Linked DNA regions of Homo sapiens: region 1 is linked to region 2. A link is a contact called in ENCODE Hi-C or POLR2A ChIA-PET data. All regions are on one chromosome and are shown on one strand. Each heading gives the region's core, a stretch centred on a gene start or an enhancer-like site at or near the end of the contact. The rest is flanking DNA. Distances are from core to core; before and after follow the strand shown.

Region 1 (3,378 bases), core at 64-2,563, 38 kb before region 2:
GTCATATGCCTCACTGTGCCTGGCACAGTGACTAGCACACACAGGCCAAGGACTTTTGACTGCTGTATAACAAGAAAAGAACAGGCAAAATCCCAGAGATTTCAAGCTGTTTGTTTTGTTTTCATAAAGAGAAGTTGAAATTTTATTTGGTTTATATTTGTTTCATTGGGAAACCCACTCATATACACACACTTATATGTATCCTTGATGTGGTGAACATGCATTTGTATGTGAGTGTGTATGTCTGTGTGTAAATGTGTGTATGTATATGTGCATATTTTGGGTAAGAATAAGTCTGTGACTGTGTGTATAAGTGTACAAAAAGTGTGTAAGTCTGTATATAAATGTGTTTGTGTGGGTGTGGAAATATTTTTGTGTCTGAGTGTGCATGTGTTTGTGTGTGTCTGCATTGGTTGTTCATGTGTGTTTGTGTGTAAATGTATGTCTGTATGTCTCTGTGCATATGTATTTATGTTTTTGTCTATGAGTACATATATGAATGCATGAATATATGTATGCTTGCATGTGTGTCTACACATGTGCATGTGTATTTGTGTGTGTGTGTGTGTGTATGTGTGTTTGTCTGAGAGCATGCACAAAATCACCCATCCAAGAGGCTGGCAGTGGGTCTCTAGGCCTGGGCCAGGAGGCATCCTGCCTTCATTGGTAATTCCTCCAGCGTCCCAGGAAAGCCATCTTCACTTCCTCTCCGGGACGAGGAGCTAAGCAGAGGTCAAGTGACTTGCCCCAGACCCCACAGCAAGTCGGTGGCGGCTCTGCGAGGGTCTGATTGCCAGGCTCACGCCCCTCTGCAGGCCGAGCTGCCTCGCTGTGGCATGTTGGCACCCGGCCCAGGCCGCGCCGCCCGGCTCTGAGAGCTCCCATTGTGGCCGAGAAGTGGCCGAGTGCCATGGCCTGGCATCCGCAGGTGACGGCAGAGGGAGGAGTGACTCCCGAGGCGACAGGAAAAGGGCACCCCTCATTTTGTGTGGCTAAAGGGTTGGAAATAACAGACGTGTAAAAAGGGGAGGGGGAGAGAGGAAACCAAAGCTAATGAGGAATAATGAAGACGTGGAGAGGGACACACACGGAGAACGGTGGGAGCCGTGGGCAACGCGAGAACCCCGCACTCACACAGCAACAGGAAGCAGAGCCAGCCGGAGGCCGCCGGCTCAGGAAACGTTTTGTTTCCTCCTTTAATTGGTGACCCCGCTCAGAGTTGCTGGAAATGGGCACAGCCCGAGAGACTCGAGTGTGGCTGTGGCAAACAATGGGCTGCTGAATGGCCTGGAAAGGCAGCCAAGAGTGGGCGCAGTCCCAGCGCCAGTGGATCTTAGAGTGGCTCTGCTGGGCACAGAAGGAGGGCTCTGAAACTCTCCCGAATTGTGCTCCCAGCTGGGCTCTCCTGGAAACCCACCTGCACAGAGGTGCCCGTGAATGGGAGAGCTCTCCATGAGAGATGCCCAAACGCCACTGGAAATAGAATCACATGAAGAAAACTGCACTCACCGGAGCATGTCTCATCTAGTGTGGCCAAAGGAGATTTTTTATAATAAGCTTCTAGGGGTAGGGAATCAGAGTTCCCAGGAGTCAAGCTTAGGTAACTACAGGTGGTCAGTGAACTTCTACCTAGAGCGGATGGTGCTGGCTAAGAACTGGCTTTTGTTTTGTGGGCTGGGGCCTGTGAGTTAGGGACTAGGCACAGTCACCTGGGATGGCCAAGAACCTGTCAAGCCACCACCAGCTGCTGCTGTCCAGCACCCCTCCCAGACACCTCTCCTCAAATGAACAAATATTGAAACATCTGTTGAAAGGAACACCAAATTATTCCCCATACCTGGGCTTGGCCAAAAGCAAGACTTGTTCTAATACCAGGAAAATTAACCCAAAGTAGAAATCTTAAAAAAGGGACAAATTGTAGATAGAGACAGGGCATACTATTTGTCTTCCTCTTCTCCTAAGACACCTTGAACATGGAGGAATCAAGGAATAAAAATCTCTTAAGATCAAAGGATAACAGTAAGGAAACCAACAAGCAAAAGATGAGAGGTTTCTAAAAAACAATGCTAGGGCCTGCGTGGCCGGAGTGTATTGATGAACAAGGCTGTGTGAGGGAAACGGTGGCTCAGAAGGCACAGGAGGGGACAGCAGGGAAAGGGCCACCCTGCCAGCAGGACACAGGCTCCTCAGCCAGCAGACCAGGGCTGAGCAATTGAGGAAAAAGGACTGCAAAAGAGGAGAGGAATTAAAAACGTACTCCCAACCCACTGCACCATTCATTTCTTACACCCTGCCCTACTTTTCCTCCAACTCTGAGCACAAAGAGGGCAGGCTGCCCACCCAGCTTGTACCTCTGGCTCCTGGGGAAGAGAAAGACAACAGCGACGACAAAGCTTTCTTTTCTAAATTGAACACGCTTTCTAGGAGTTAGGATCCAGGACTCCTAGAGTGTGTAAAAGCACCCATGGCCATGCCCTCCTCATTCTGGCATTTGGGGGTCCCCAGGCCCAAAACCTCCTTGCCTGCCTCTTCTCTCTAATGTGAAGCCTATCAGTCAGTTAGCCCTGCCCTCATGCAGGCGCCTCACCCAAGCCACACAGCTTACAGCAGCAAAAGTGCACACCAAGTTACCTAGAAAAATGGATCCATGTCTTCCTTCTTAAAAATGAACACCGAAACAGATCACCAAGAATATGGAGAATACTAACTACTACACAAAGCAGAAGCACCAAACAAACAAAACTAAACAACGCCAGAGGAAACAAACACAATTCAGGCAACCAAAGAAGAAATTAAGAAAAAAAAAACTCTAATTAATGACCTCAGAAGGATTTGAGATTATATCACATCTACAAAACAAGAATGAAATGCTCTAAAAAAATGAACAAAAAATAAGAAAGAGCTCTTGGAAATTAAAAATATGTTTTCTGGTTTTGAAAATCAGATGGAAATGTTGAGAAATAATGTCAAGGTAATTTTCTGGAATCCAGAGTAAATACACAATGGCCAAAATCATAATAGAGAAGATACAATGCATAGAGAGTCAATTCAGGAAAATGATCTGAGCATTAGCAGTTTCAGATGAAATGCCGGGGCACGGGGGTAGTGGAGAGGGGATTATCAAAGACATGCAATGACAGAAGAAAGGCTGCCAGAGAATTTAATCTGAATCTTCATCTTTAAATGGCCCACAGCATGCCAGCAAAATGAGTGAAAAAGGATTCAGAACTGTGTACATACTTATGAAATATCAGAATCCCAAGGATATAACGAAAATATAAAATGCTTAAAGACAGAAAACTTAGATCATATACAAAGGATTGAGGATCATACTAACATCAACAATACTGGGTGTTATTAGCCAATGCAGAAAAGTAT
Region 2 (2,979 bases), core at 440-2,939:
GCATTATCGCCTGGTTTAGTATGAGCGGAATATGCAGGAACCCAGAGTCAGTCAACGTGTGTTGTTGTGCCTAGAAATTTACTGAGCGTTTTTCACCAGTATGGAAAACCACGGCACCATGACGCCAAGCCGGTAGTGTCTGAGTCACTGGTCCTGTGCTCCAGGCTTGGCCTGGCTCTGGGGTTGTCGGGATCACATTCTTACAAGACAAACACCTGGATACTTTATTACGTCTTCTAGAGAGCTTGTGCCCAAGCATTTACCTATCGAATATGTGTGTGTGTGTGTGTGTGTGTGTGTGTGTGTGTGTTTACCAAAAGTTACCTTTTTCAACTTCTCTTTTGTTTCTCCTTTATATTACAGAAAGAACTTTTTGTAATGATGCATGTAAGTAGATTATACAATCTGTGAATTTCATTTCAAGATAGGACAGGAAGCGTTACAAAATATTCGTGGTCTCCAAAGTGATTCTGACACCTCATGATGACTAAGACCTTTGGTTGCCGTTGCCTCAAATAATTTCCTCCTAGAGCAGCAGTTCTTCACCTCGGCTACACATTGAACTATGTGGGAAGCTATTAAAAATACAGATGCCTGAACCCCACAGCCTTCATTATCTTGTGAGCATCTGGGCCAAGTTCAGTGCTGGTGCTCTTGTTCAGATGGATGTAGCTGGTGGTGCAGAGATCCATGAGCTTGCTTTTATGGGACTTTCTGCTGTTGTTGATCTGGGATGCAGTCAGGATACTAGGGCTTTTTTAAAGCTCCCCAGTTGACTCTAATGCAGCCAAATTTGAGAACCATTCTCTGCTCAATACCTTCAAAAATGGAAAACTAACAACCTCTCACTCAGTGCCACCCCAGGTATGACGTGCAGAACAGCAGCATCAGCATACCTGGGAGCTTGTTAGAAATTCAGAGTTTAGGATCTATCTCAGACCAGCTAAATCCAGATCTTGGGAAGTGGGGCCCAGGTACTTGTATTCCACTCCACGCCTCCACAACATTGGCTTACTTTTAATTTAGCTTTAAATTACAATTTTAAAATGGAATTAACCAGAAGGCAAGGGTATACGGGAAATTTTTTTTAACACTTCTCATGTAAACTCAAGTCTTTTATTCCTTTTTCAGGGGTAAAGCAGGCTTTTCCATTTACAAGGTTATTCATGAGTTGCAAAAATTCCCTCCCTTCCTCCATGCTTTTGTAATTCCTACATTCCGCCATTTAGTCTTGGTGGCCACAATCAAACAGAAATCATGAGGGCCCTTTCCTCTTGCATCCGTAGTGGCAACCTTTGCAGCAGACAGTAACTGCTCCAGATCTGTCAAATAAACGCAAGTATCTGTATTTCTAAATCACCTCTCAGTAATACTTTTGCATACTGGAGTTTTCACTTTGGCATGCCCTAATCCTTACACAAGCACGAATTCCTCTAAATCCCAGCCTGAATTTGTTTAACTTACCAGAGAAGGCTTGCCCATTGAAGATTGGTTCTTCAGCCACTGCTTTTCATTCTCATACCAAACAAGTGCATTTTTAAGAACTCGCGAGAGTCTTGCTACTCTTCAACAGAGAAAGTCATCTCCAAATTAATCCACAGTCAGGAGCACCTCGTGCTGCTTTTATATATCATTAAAGTCCTGTAAAAGCAAGCTCACGGATCTCTGCACCACCAGCTAAATCTATCTGAACGAGAGCACCAGCCCTGAACTTGGCCCAGATGCTCACAAGATGATGAAGGGCACCCCTCCTCCAGCCTGTTCTTGTCCTCTCTCCCAGGGAGGCTTAGTCCTTTGGCACAAAAGCAGTGGTGGCCATTCATTCCTTGCCCTAGTGAAGCCAACTTCCTCCACATTCATTCTGCCCATCAGCATCTGATGCCCCCACAATGGCAAACACTGCAGGGGACCAAAGTCTGACTCCAAAAGGAGGCAGAATGCCAGGTCTTCTGCAGTGATGCCCTCGAATGGCCATCTCTCACTGCCTGGGATTAGCCTACATTGAGATCAATGATTAGCAGGTAACTTGTGAAGCCGACTCCTAAAAGTCCCATTCCTCCATCTTAGCTCATTTGGGAAAACAGTTTTTCCAACACTTCTTACGTAAATTCAAATGTTAGATTCTTTTTTTGGATTTCACAAATAGGACTAATAATTGATCCACTCATGTAAATATGAATACAGTGAATTGCATATAGTAGGCACTGGATTATTTGTTAAAGTGTTGAATTAGGCCAGACACAGTGGCTCGCACCTGTAATCCCAGCACTTTGGGAGGCCAAGGAGGGCAGATCACTTGAGGTCAGGAATTCAAAACCAGCTTGGCCAACATGGCGAAACACTGTCTCTACTAAAAATAGAAAAAAAAAAAATCGCTAGGCGTGGTGGTGGCACACATCTGTAATTCCAGCTACTAGGGAGACTGAGGCATGAGAATCTCTTGAACCCAGGAGGCAGAGGTTGCAGTGAGCCGAGATCGCACCACTGCACTCCAGCCTGGGTGACAGACTCAGACTCTATCTCAAAAAAGAAAAAATGTTGAATTAATACATGTATGTGAATACACTATATGTATGTGTACATGTGCATCTATCTATATAGCTGTATCTCCATCTGTATGTTCATTGATCTATGTGTCTGTATATCTACAGATAGACTGCCCCACCTGACCCAACAACCAGTCCAATAAATGAGCCCTTATTCTGCACTGCCAACCAGACTTCACAGCATTCCTAACATGTTTCACTGAGTCCTCACACAAAGCCAAGAAATAGGTATTATTCCTGAGGTCTCATAAAACCATCTGAGAAATGTGTAGCAGAGAATCAAAGCCATGTATGGCAAAAAATAAAAAATTAAAAAAAAAAGGCACTGGTGCAAAGATTTCCAGAAGTACTGGAGGAGCCATGGGCCACCTGAGAACTATGGACTTCACAAGATCAGATGCAAGGGAGAGAAATTACCTGGTGTAGGGGAGGA

What was found. Hi-C counts contacts between places; a loop is a spot of excess contacts on that map. ChIA-PET counts read pairs that join two places held with the same protein, here RNA polymerase II (POLR2A). Pooled maps may share reads with other maps.
Region 1: a map of dorsolateral prefrontal cortex shows a loop between it and region 2 (3-fold over the local background). The contact joins the enhancer-like site here to the promoter of LINC01727 in region 2. A Hi-C loop is called at or near these places in 6 of 168 maps with a recorded cell type or tissue (A673, OCI-LY7, dorsolateral prefrontal cortex and 2 more), 4 of 37 single-sample maps with no recorded cell type and 12 of 50 pooled maps. POLR2A ChIA-PET finds 5 or more read pairs at or near these places in 1 of 52 experiments (A673).

Annotation. Positions count from the first base shown.
Region 1 is chr20:21,606,011-21,609,388 of GRCh38, reverse strand. The region is part of intron 1 of LINC01727 (long intergenic non-protein coding RNA 1727); the gene reads right to left. Among named protein-coding and RNA genes, the nearest start is that of LINC01727, 38 kb to the right of the region's middle. Within about 2 kb of position 1,313, at least 3 of the 41 ENCODE cell types and tissues checked have a DNase peak (open chromatin) inside an H3K27ac peak, as active enhancers do; they include A673 and dorsolateral prefrontal cortex, where a contact is called at or near this core.
Region 2 is chr20:21,568,734-21,571,712 of GRCh38, reverse strand. LINC01727 (long intergenic non-protein coding RNA 1727) reads right to left here and starts at 1,689. Exons shown (of 4, transcript NR_109880.1): 1 at 1,465-1,689.